2 separate regions of the Homo sapiens genome follow, and region 1 is linked to region 2. Evidence: chromatin contacts called from ENCODE Hi-C or POLR2A ChIA-PET data. All regions are on one chromosome and are shown on one strand. The core of a region is the stretch at or near the end of the contact, and the rest is flanking DNA. Distances in the headings are between cores, read along the strand shown. Region 1 holds the start of DYNC2LI1 (dynein cytoplasmic 2 light intermediate chain 1). Region 2 holds the start of C1GALT1C1L (C1GALT1 specific chaperone 1 like).

Region 1 (5,437 bases), core at 470-2,969, 98 kb after region 2:
ATCAGGGCCCAGCCGGATCACCTTCACTTTCCTGGTTACCAAGCTCCCTCCTTCAAACACCTCTCCCCGTTATTCAAACAAGTGTACTTTTGAAGTACTCGTACTGAGTATTGTGCCCAGTACATAGCAAGCACTTGGCAAAAATGTTAGCTGTCGTTATTGCTATCAATATCAACAGGCCTTCCTAACTAGCATGCAAAAGTATTCTGAAGTTCTAGAACCCAAATCATTACAATTCATTACAATCTGTCCCATATCAGTTTGTGAGCTTAAAGTCTGGCTTAGCACCAGGCTATAGCTGTTGATTCAATGACAGATGTATAAGCCTCCTTTGAAAAATCATCCTTTCTTCGGTGAGCTCTACTCCCATTAATTCCCTTCCTATGTGCAGCTTAGTGTTCTTTACGTCTCCAAAATATACCTAGGTGTTGGGAGGATTTTGTTCCCAATGACTTTATTTGAAATAAACACCCTTTTATCAACCATCAGCCTTGTTTCCAGGAATGTGTTCCTTGTGTTTCTTTGTTCGAAGTTGCTGACCAGCAGCTTATCACACAATAATAACAAGCATTAAGCAGTTATAATGTGTCAGACACCCACGTAAGTTATGTTTTACCTACATTTATCTCATTTAAGATTCACAATCTTTCCCGCTTTACAGGATCAGAAATTCAGTGATTTACCCGATGTGGCAATGTGACAACTTAGCCAGCGTGGCCAAGTCAGAACTTGAACCTAGGTCCATCTCACGCCAAAGCCCATGTACTTGAACATCGCACCATAGAAATCAAGCCGAATAGTAGAGGACTGGAGGGAGGGTATCTCCTTCAAATATTCAGGGCATCTTAGGCTAGAAAGCCTGAGTCTACTCAGCATTCAATACAGACCAAATACTATCAGTGCCATGGTTTCACCATCTCCTTCAGGCATAATTGGTCACTTGCCCTCATGCAATTTTTGTACCTCTATACAATAGTTTAGATCACTCACTTCCTTAGGTGCTTATAATTAGCTGAGTGTGTGTCTTTCTTAAGGGCAGCGATCTTTTCTTACTCATCTCTTTATTCCTTATTCTGTGTAGCATAGGGCCTTGCATATTCAATGATTGTTATTTATTTCAATGCTCGTTATTTATTTGGACACTCCTGCAGATCTATAAAGAGACCACAAAGTTCCAAAAGAAAATAATCTACATTCACAAAGTAAATGAAGTATGTAGGAGATGCACTTGCTTCATTAATTTATTAATAAATACACAATGTGCTATTGAATAAAACTTGAAACAACTAAACATCTAGAAAGTTGGAAAATATTAAAATTACGTGCCTTATTTTAAATTTTAAAGTCCGAATATTCCTTGCTTCTAGTAAATTAGCAGAAAACAGCTCAAGAGATTGTTACACCCTCTATTCCTAAATCATGGCGATTGGGAAGAAAAAAGTGAAAGATGAGAGAGAGAGAGAGCAGAGACCCTTGGCATATAGTTGACACCCAGTAAAAAAATTTTAAAATAAAAGAAAATTGCTTTTAGATCCCAGGTTTGTAACCCCTTATCATCTCGTTCTAGGAGGTAACAAGGAGTTACTAACTTGGGATCTAAAAGCAATCCTAAGGCTTGAGGCCGAGAATGAGATGTAAAAGGACTCCTGAAAACTACATTTCCCATGATGCCCGTCTCCCCACGCAACCGCGGCCGCGACGTCGCTCCCATGGCAACCCAGAAGGCCTCACTCCCAGACTCCTTGCGGAGCTCGCCGCCTGATTCTAGGCTGGTCACTACTCCGAGCCTGTGACGTTTGCGGCAGCCAGGCCGTCGACGATGCCCAGGTATTCCCTGAACCCGGCTTGCGTGGGAAAGGCTACTGAGAGTATTCCTGGAGAGAGGAAGCCCAGGCGGGACCAGCTGTTGGAAGATTGTGGGGGTGGCTACTTGCCACCAGGATATGCAGGGTCGGGGACCTAGGAATCAGCCTTGAGCATAAAGATTCTGCCGCAAACAGGAAAGAAAAGAAAGTTCCCTAGGTAGAAAAGTGAGAGATTTGGAAAGATCAGCAACTCCACCCATTCAATGATTGAATAAAAGTTTCTTGCAGGCCAGAGACTACTTCCGGAGCAGGACATTCGGCGATGAGCTAGACCACAAAGCCTCCTCTCCCCAGGGGCCTCCCCTCCTGGTGCGGGGGTTCGCAGTAATAAGCGAGGGGAAACTTGGAAGGCACTGTGGAAAGTATAACATCACTTTTAAGGGGGGAAACGGGAGAGGGTTTGTAAACTATATTCTAGCTGTTCAATTCTATGATATTCATTTTAATTACCTGTTCACAAGATATTCCTAAACCTTTTCTCAACAATTTATGCTTAAGCACGTCGGGGAGAGGGGTCAGGGAGTGCATCACAGAGCAGGATAAATCTTTTTCTCTCCTTGGGATAGTGTGGAGAATTGTCAGCTTTCCATCAAGGGATAATTGGTTAGTTATAAAGCTATGGTTATACTTCCCGATTTCCGCAGGTGTCGTGGCTGACTGCAGCACCTCCGTCTTTCCTCTCTGCTAGGTATTTGGAAAGCAGATCCTCATATTTTGAAAGAATGTTGTGTAAATGAAGAGCAAACAGCCCGAAACTGAGTTCTGAAGGCTCACCTGTGAAATAAATGCATGAATTTTAGTGCAAACATTTAAGGACTCCTGTTTTGACCCTTTTTCTTATTCCTGGTTCTTGAATAGTATAATTACAAGCCCTCAATAATTTTTGTAATTGTATAGGCCATGCCCTAAACTACATATATATTTTAACAATTATGACAATCCTATAAAGCTGATACTCTTTTTTATTGGCTTTTTAGAGATAGAGAAACAATTGAGCCTGGGGAATAGCACAGAGGATTGCATATATTAGGTGCTCAATAAATATTTGTTTAATTAATAAAGGAATGAAGGATTTAAAGAGGTTAGGTAGTTTTCCCAAGTTCACATACATAGGAAGTAGCAGAATCAGGCTAGGACCTATCAGGTCTTGCCCATGGTTAGTTTTTAGTTTAATATTCCATTTTCACTTAGGCTTTAATTAATATATATATGATTTTATCGTGTAAAGTTATATATCTGTGTAAAGAAATCAATGAAAGGATTGTTTTCAAAATGTTTGTGGTTTTAGGGTTTTTTTTTCTTTCTTTCTTTATGGTTTTTTTTTGGCGGGGGGAGACAAGGTCTTGCTGTGTCACCCAGGCTGGAGTGCAGTGATGTCAACATGCTTACTGCAGCCTCGACCTCCAGGGCTCAGGCAATCCTCCTGCCTCAGCCTCCCTAGTAGCTGGGACCACGAGTGCATGTCACCACACCCAGCTAATTTCTTTTCTTTTTCTTTTTTTATTTTCTTTTTTTTTTTTTTAGACAGAGTCTCGCTCTGTTGCCCAGGCTGGAGTGCAGTGGCACGATCTTGGCTCAATACAACATCCACCTCCTGAGTTCAGGTGATTCTCATGCCTCAGCCTCCTGAGTAGCTGGAGTTACAGACACCCGCCACCACACCTGGCCAATTTTTTTTTTTTTTTTTTTTTTTTTTTTTTAGTAGAGATGGGGTTTTACCATGTTGGCCAGGCTGGTCTTGAACTCCTGACCTCAAGTGATCCACCCACCTTGGCCTCCTAAAGTGCTGGGATTACAGGTGTGAACCACCACTCCCAGCCTCAGCCAATTTTTTTTGTTTGTTTTCTTTTCTTCTTCTTCTTTTTTTATACTTTAAGTTCTAGGATACATGTGCACAACGTGCAGGTTTGTTACATATGTATACATGTGCCATGTTGGTTTGCTGCACCCATTAATTCATCATTTACATTAGGTATTTCTCCTAATGCTATCCCTCCCCCATGCTAATTTATTAGTAGTAGTAGTAGTAGTAGCAGTAGTAGAGATGGGATCTTCCTGTATTGCCTAGGCTGATCTCAAGTGATCCTCCTGCCTCAGCCTCCCATATACTTTTATATTAAACAAAATTTTTTTTTACCTAAAAACATAATCTAAAACACAAAAAAGAAATGTTTCAGGGAGGAAAGATTATTTGATACACTGGTTTTGTACTTTTCCCATCTTCCTAGGTGACTTAAATGTTTGTGGTTTTCAAGTTGTACATTCCCAAAGTCATTGTACCTCCATATGTGTCTGAGAAGCTGACATACACAGCTATGAACCGTAGGGGAAGACCCAAATGTGACAGCCTCAAATCCTGGCAATAAAGGCTCTGCTTATCAATTTCAGTATTCTTCAGAGAACTAGTTCAAAGCAACAAAAGAAAAATAAAATCATAGAATGACTAATCCTCAGATGTTTTACCAGATTATTGTTCCTCAGAAAATAATGTTCATTTGTTTCATAAATTATACTGAAATAAAATTTCTCTGAGCTTGAAATAAATATTTGAAAGAATTCTTTTTCCCTCAATTTTGTTTTTTCTGCCTCTCATGTAGTGAAACTCTCTGGGAAATTGCAAAAGCTGAAGTGGAAAAAAGGGGAATTAATGGAAGTGAAGGTGATGGAGCTGAAATTGCAGAAAAATTTGTTTTCTTCATTGGCAGTAAAAATGGGGTAATGCTTTCTTTTTTTCAATTATTGTGATGATTTAACAACCATTGGTAAAATATCTGTTAATACTTTGATTAAAATGTAGATACTTCAACACTTTAACCAGATGACCAATCTGGTTTAGCATGAATTAAAAAGTGCTTATTATTAATCTAGGAAAAACTATAATAGTAAACAAAATTTTAGAAAAATATATTTAAACTATTTTTTATTTCATGATTTGAAAATATTCAGGTCTTCTACCACAATTGAGTGTAAAAGCTAGGATTCATGTAAATATCTAAGTCAGTCTCTAAATCAGTAAGTCAGTATCTTAACAATTTTATATTTTAGATTGTTACTTTACTTTTAGAAATCTCATTAAAGGAATAATTGAACTGTGTCAATGATATTTGTTACAGGGTTATTAATTATTTTGAAATATCTGGGGAAAATATGGCAGCATTTCCAGTGGACCACTGATTGGTAGGAAGGGACCCCTCCCCACTTGTTGTAAGTCTCTGTTTTACTTGGCCAAGCATACAGAAAGGCGTGGAAGTGGCCACACAGTGTAGGAACATATGCATCATATCTTCATGCAACTTTGCCTGGCCCACAAAGTTCCTGCCAGGAAGGCAAAATGACTGGTGACACAAAAAGGTCAAGGCTTGCCAGATGCAAGATGCTGAAATTCATGTAGTGCCATAGCTCATTTCTGTGTGGGGTTCAAATTCCTGTTCACTTTCTGTGCTCCATGCTTCCACTTAAGCGCATTGACAAATACGAAGCTTTCAGAAACTACACTCTGCATCAGCAGGGCTACGTGTTCACTGGGCAACGTCAGCGCCCAGGCAGCCTGAGCACCCGTCTTGTCTCCAGAT
Region 2 (5,761 bases), core at 1,352-3,851:
AGTATTCTTTCCAGTTTTCCCTATATTCATATTTCAAGGATTACCTCCTTTTCATTAAGAAAGCAAGTAACTTTTGAGCCTGATTGCGCCTTCAAGACAACTTTACAATGTAGTTGGGAAGATAGTACAAGATAGGAAGTCAGTGCCATAGGAGCAGAAAAAAAGTTATTTGGCAGTGGTAAAAATAATGATACTGTCCTTCATATATGCATGGTACTTTAGGCATGACAGAGAGCTTTGTCATTTCATCAATAATTTGTAATATATTAAATATCTACTATGTAGAAAGACCTGTATTAGTTATGTAACAGTGAAGCAAGCTGACTTTTATCCTTCCTGTTATCACTAGAAACTATACATTTGAGGAGAAATCAGACAAGATATTTGCATAGTTCTCTTAAGAGAACTATTTTTTTCACTAGCAAAATTTTGTGCATTCTTCTGTTTCTCCTGGCAATCCTGACAATATTCAAAATCCAGGCTAAGTAAGGCTCCAGAAAAACCAAATTTCCCTGAAAATAGAATATAGTTATATTGTAGAAGTGACAATTGTCAGCATATTGCCAGTAGTGGAAGAATGTGGTATTGGCATGTGTTTGCTAGTTGGTTTTTGGTTTAGGGAATATTCTAGAGACATCCAAAAGACTTAATGCTTGTCCAGCTGCTTCTATATAGTGCCATAGTCTAAACAAGTAATTCAACAAAATGCTTTGAAACCACATTACTTGCTCATTAAACATTTGAAATATTTTCACAGAAATTAAATATGAGGTACTGAGAATGTACTTGCACAGTTATTTACATATCCAAATATTTGAAACCTCTTCCAGAATCTAGATCCCTGTAATAAACTGCCTTTTAAAATGCTGCCATGGGGCTGCGTGTGGTGGGTCATGCCTGTAATCTCAGCACTTTGGGAGGCTGAGGCATGTGGATCACCTGAAGTCAGGAGTTCAAGACCAGTCTGACCAATATGGTGAAACGCTGTCTCTACTAAAAATAAAAAAATTAGCTGGGCATGGTGGTGTGTACCTGTAGTCCCAGCTACTCAGTAGGCTGAGATAGGAGAATCACTTGAACCCGGGAGGCGGAGGTTGCAGTGAGCCGAAATTGTGCCACTGCACTCCAGCCTGGGTGACAAAGCAAGACTCCATTTCAAAAAAAAAAAAAAATGCTGCCATGTGGACAGGCAGTTAAATATGTGGCCATACATGGTGGCAACAAATGTTCTACACCTTTATTATCCAGTAGAAATATGTAAGCTACATGTGTAACTTAAAATATTCTAATAGACACATTAATAAAATTAAAAAGCAGGTGAAATTAATTTTAATAGTATATTTTATTTAATGCAAAATATCCAAAACATTATTTCAATGTGGAGTCAATATGAAATATTACTGAGATGTTTTACATCTTCATACTGTTTTCTAATAATATATGAATTATTGAATGAAGTACGTATTTTACACTTACACTGTATCAGAATTTGGACTAGCCACATTTCAAGTGCTCTTGGACAGCACAGGTCTATTATTCTCCAGGCCTCAGTCATTTTCTGAACCAACTGGAGGCAAGAAAACGAGTGTGTCATTGAAATAGTGTCCAAATGCCCTGAGCCGGTACAGGCCATACATCATTACTTCCATCTTTTGGGGGGTCAGTCCATTGAAAGTAATAGCCATATCTGAACAGCAGCCTTCTACTACTTGCTGAGGGTTATTAGACAATGCCTCTTCAATAAGCTGTGCGATTGGTTTTGTATTAAATACATCTCTTCCTTCATAATCCTCTGCATTTTCTGCATGAACTCCTGCATATTTCAGGCATATTGCCAGCTGCTTATCTTCAGATAACTTCCAAATCACACTTTGATCTGCACAGGTCTCAGAGTTATCGAGAAGTCTGTTAAGTCTTTTCATCAACTCTCTGCTTAAGACAATCCCTCCTTCCACAGTCACGTATTCGAGGTCTCCAAATATAACAGTGTGGCCCAGATAGAAGGGCTGGGATGCATCCCTTGTAAACAAAAGGTACTTTAAATTTTCAATGACAGCAAACGTAGTGGGAAGTGCAAGGAAGAACCAGTTGTAGTTGTCACCATACTTTTCAAAGACGTATTTGTAAGCGGTCCTCATCTGTACCCACCTGTCATTACTTTCTATATTGAACAAATTATCATTTTTAGTATCGTAGAGCTCTGCTTTGTCACAGTGTTTGGTCCAGGTCTCTTTCAGTACAGCCCAGTAACTCTCATCTTCGGATTCTCCAAAGATGATACAGAAAACACGAATACTTTTACTGAGCTCCAAGAGTATCACTTTTGAAGTGTTTAAGAAATCGTTCCTGTTAGGTGGACGAAGGTGATGGTGCTCGTGGTCTTGAGTTTGACCTCTGTGTCGAATGTGAATTTGGCCAAACATAGTTATCAAAACCCAGGAAATGCTCCCAAGCAACATACCCTTAAAAAATGATGTCCCACTAGCGGAAACCATTTTCCAGGCGTTAGGACAGTGTGCCAGGGTCAAAGGCAGCCTGGGACCGGGTCCTGGGGTCCCGCGCCTTCCGGAGCTGGCGGCTGCGCTCCCGGTTGGGCCACTCTAGCTGCGGGAGGTCGCTTCTCGGTGGCGTAGAGAAGGGGGCGGGGCAGGAGCGGGACGCGGCGGCCACTGCGGGTGGGGTCCGGGCTGCTGCGGGTGAGAGGTATACCAGGAGTTCTGCACGCCTGGCCTTCCAACCAGCAATAAAGTTGAAAATGAGCAGAGATGAGTCACAGACGGCTCTAAAGTGAGCCAGACATCAGCACTGAGCCAAAAAGAATAAAATTGAGTTTTACCTCACGATTTGTGTATTCAGCCCCTGGTACAACACATCCCGTATGTTGATTAGCATGGGGTCCTTCTTAAGGCTTTTAAAATTCTCCTTATAATATTCGTTTTAGTATTTGTGTGTCTGTGTGTTTAATCAAAGAATCTCTTCTATACTCTCTCCATCAGTCTGTAAGAATGTAAAACTACCCAGAGTTTATTTAAACCTAGCACCCACGGAGTTCATGAGAACACACCACTTCCTTGATGTCATTATGACTTTTTGATCAAGCGGTCAAATAGGACATTTGAAGCCTTTCTTTCCTCTTAGATTTATTTTCTTGTTCTTAATATATGTTAATCCATAATTTTTAATCTACAATCCACTGAAGAAAATTCTATTGATGAATACTCTTGAGGTATATATGTAGTCCTTGTATTAAAAGTATCGAAACTCTGGCATTTTGATCAACTTTTAAATATGCAAAGAGCCTTTAATGTGCTAACTGTATTTAACTCATCTCCAGTGAACTAGTTTAAAATATCCAAACTGATGATGACTTTATGAGTTTTTTTTTTTTTAATTGATCATTCTTGGGTGTTTCTCGCAGAGGGGGATTTGGCAGGGTCATAGGACAATAGTGGAGGGAAGGTCAGCAGATAAACAAGTGAACAAAGGTCTCTGGTTTTCCTAGGCAGAGGACCCTTCGGCCCTCTGCAGTGTTTGTGTCCCTAGGTACTTGAGATTACGGAGTGGTGATGACTCTTAACGAGCATGCTGCCTTCAAGCATCTGTTTAACAAAGCATATCTTGCAACGCCCTTAATCCATTTAACCCTGAGTGGACACAGCACATGTTTCAGAGAGCACAGGGTTGGGGGTAAGGTCACAGATCAACAGGATCCCAAGGCAGAAGAATTTTTCTTAGTACAGAACAAAATGAAAAGTCTCCCATGTCTACTTCTTTCCACACAGACACGGCAACCATCCGATTTCTCAATCTTTTCCCCACCTTTCCCCCATTTCTATTCCACAAAACCGCCATTGTCATCATGGCCCGTTCTCAATGAGCTGTTGGGTACACCTCCAAGACGGGGTGGTGGCCGGGCAGAGGGGCTCCTCACTTCCCAGTAGGGGTGGCTGGGCAGAGGCGCCCCTCACCTCCCGCACCGGGCAGCTGGCTGGGCGGGGGGCTGACCCCCCCCCACCTCCCTCCCGGACGGGGCGGCTGGCCGGGCGGGGGGCTGATCTCCCCACCTCCCTCCAGGACGGGGCGGCTGGCCGGGCGGGGGGCTGATCCCCCCACCTCCCTCCCAGACGGGGCGGCTGCCGGGCGGAGGGGCTCCTCACTTCTCAGACGGGGCGGTTGCCAGGCAGAGGGTCTCCTCACTTCTCAGACGAGGCGGCCTGGCAGAGACGCTCCTCACCTCCCAGACGGGGTCGCGGCCGGGCAGAGGCGCTCCTCACATTCCAGACCGGGCGGCGGGGCAGAGGCGCTCCCCACATCTCAGAAGATGGGTGGCCGGGCAGAGAGGCTCCTCACTTCCTAGATGGGATGGCGGCCGGGCAGAGATGCTCCTCACTTTCCAGACTGGGCAGCCAGGCAGAGGGGCTCCTCACATCCCAGACCATGGGCGGCCAGGCAGAGACGCTCCTCACTTCCCAGACGGGGTGGCGGCCGGGCAGAGGCTGCAATCTCGGCACTTTGGGCGGCCAAGGCAGGCGGCTGGGAGGTGGAGGTTGTAGCGAGCCGAGATCACGCCACTGCACTCCAGCCTGGGCACCATTGAGCACTGAGTGAACGAGGCTCCGTCTGCAATCCCGGCACCTCAGGAGGCCGAGGCTCGCAGATCACTCGCGGTTAGGAGCTGGAGACCAGCCCGGCCAACACAGCGAAACCCCGTCTCCACCAAAAAAATACGAAAACCAGTCAGGCGTGGCGGCGCGCGCCTGCAATCGCAGGCACTCGGCAGGCTGAGGCAGGAGAATCAGGCAGGGAGGTTGCAGTGAGCCGAGATGGCAGCAGTACAGTCCAGCTTCGGCTCGGCATCAGAGGGAGACCATGGAAAGAGAGGGAGAGGGAGACCGTGGGTAGAGGTGGAAGTGGAGGTGGAGGTGGAGGTGGAGGTGGAGGTGGAGGTAGAATTATGAGATTTTTAAAGCCTTTTTCAGAAAGGCTCATTTTTCAAAAATAAATTTTTGTATTTATATTTTCCCTCACTCTACAGATGCAACAGCTTGAGAGACAAGTTATTGATGCTGAACGTCAAGCAGAAAAAGCTTTTCAACAGGTAGAGTATAATTTTACTTTAAATTTTTTTTGCCTGTACTACTCACATAAAGATTGTTTTGCTCATAATGGAAAGACAATTATCAGCCCACCTCTACATCTTATCTTTTTGACTGTTCATAGCTTGATCCATAAAGAAAATGGAGAATCTAACTCTATTTTGTCCATTAACAAATTTTCAAAAGGAAAAAAAGGCTTCCATTAGGAAGGAAGTTTTATCTTACTTCTGAGAAAAATCAAATATGACTTTTATGGTAATACTAACTATATTTAAGTTTTGTATATAAATATGTTCATAGTTGCTTTATTTGTAGTTATAAAGAGTTGGAAATAATATGAATGCCATATTATAGAAGAATGAAAAAGTAAACTCTATCAACTCCATGAAATATTAGACAACCATTAAAATAATTGTTTCTAAGGATTTGCATTAATATGTAAAAATGCTTAGAGTTGTATTAGGAAAAGTCAAACCTAAGAGTTAAAAAAAAAGGCTGAGAGGAAACACCCCAAAATTTTAACAAATGTTTACAATTGTTTGAATTACGGAATCAGGAATGATTTTTTCCCTTTTTTTTTTTTTTTTTTTGAGACGGAATCTTGCTCTGTGGCCCAGGCTGGAGTGCAGTGGCGCGATCTTGGCTTACTGCAACCTCCGCCTCCC

The links. Hi-C counts contacts between places; a loop is a spot of excess contacts on that map. ChIA-PET counts read pairs that join two places held with the same protein, here RNA polymerase II (POLR2A). Pooled maps may share reads with other maps.
Region 1: a pooled map shows a loop between it and region 2 (2.5-fold over the local background). The contact joins the promoter of DYNC2LI1 here to the promoter of C1GALT1C1L in region 2. A Hi-C loop is called at or near these places in 3 of 50 pooled maps. POLR2A ChIA-PET finds 5 or more read pairs at or near these places in 4 of 52 experiments (A549, MCF 10A, activated CD4-positive, alpha-beta T cell and 1 more).

The regions. Positions count from the first base shown.
Region 1 is chr2:43,772,320-43,777,756 of GRCh38, forward strand. DYNC2LI1 (dynein cytoplasmic 2 light intermediate chain 1) reads left to right here and starts at 1,720. Exons shown (of 13, transcript NM_016008.4): 1 at 1,720-1,827; 2 at 4,463-4,580. The coding sequence starts at 1,820. It overlaps LOC105374571 (a long non-coding RNA gene), which reads left to right and starts at 1,834. Exons shown (of 2, transcript XR_940033.2): 1 at 1,834-2,227; 2 at 2,554-2,673. It also overlaps the pseudogene RN7SKP66. RefSeq lists an enhancer at 1,606-1,655.
Region 2 is chr2:43,673,828-43,679,588 of GRCh38, forward strand. It overlaps C1GALT1C1L (C1GALT1 specific chaperone 1 like), which reads right to left and starts at 2,602. Exons shown (of 1, transcript NM_001101330.3): 1 at 1,324-2,602. The coding sequence starts at 2,495. The coding sequence ends at 1,548. It overlaps PLEKHH2 (pleckstrin homology, MyTH4 and FERM domain containing H2), which reads left to right. Exons shown (of 30, transcript NM_172069.4): 3 at 5,036-5,098. RefSeq lists an enhancer at 2,543-2,837.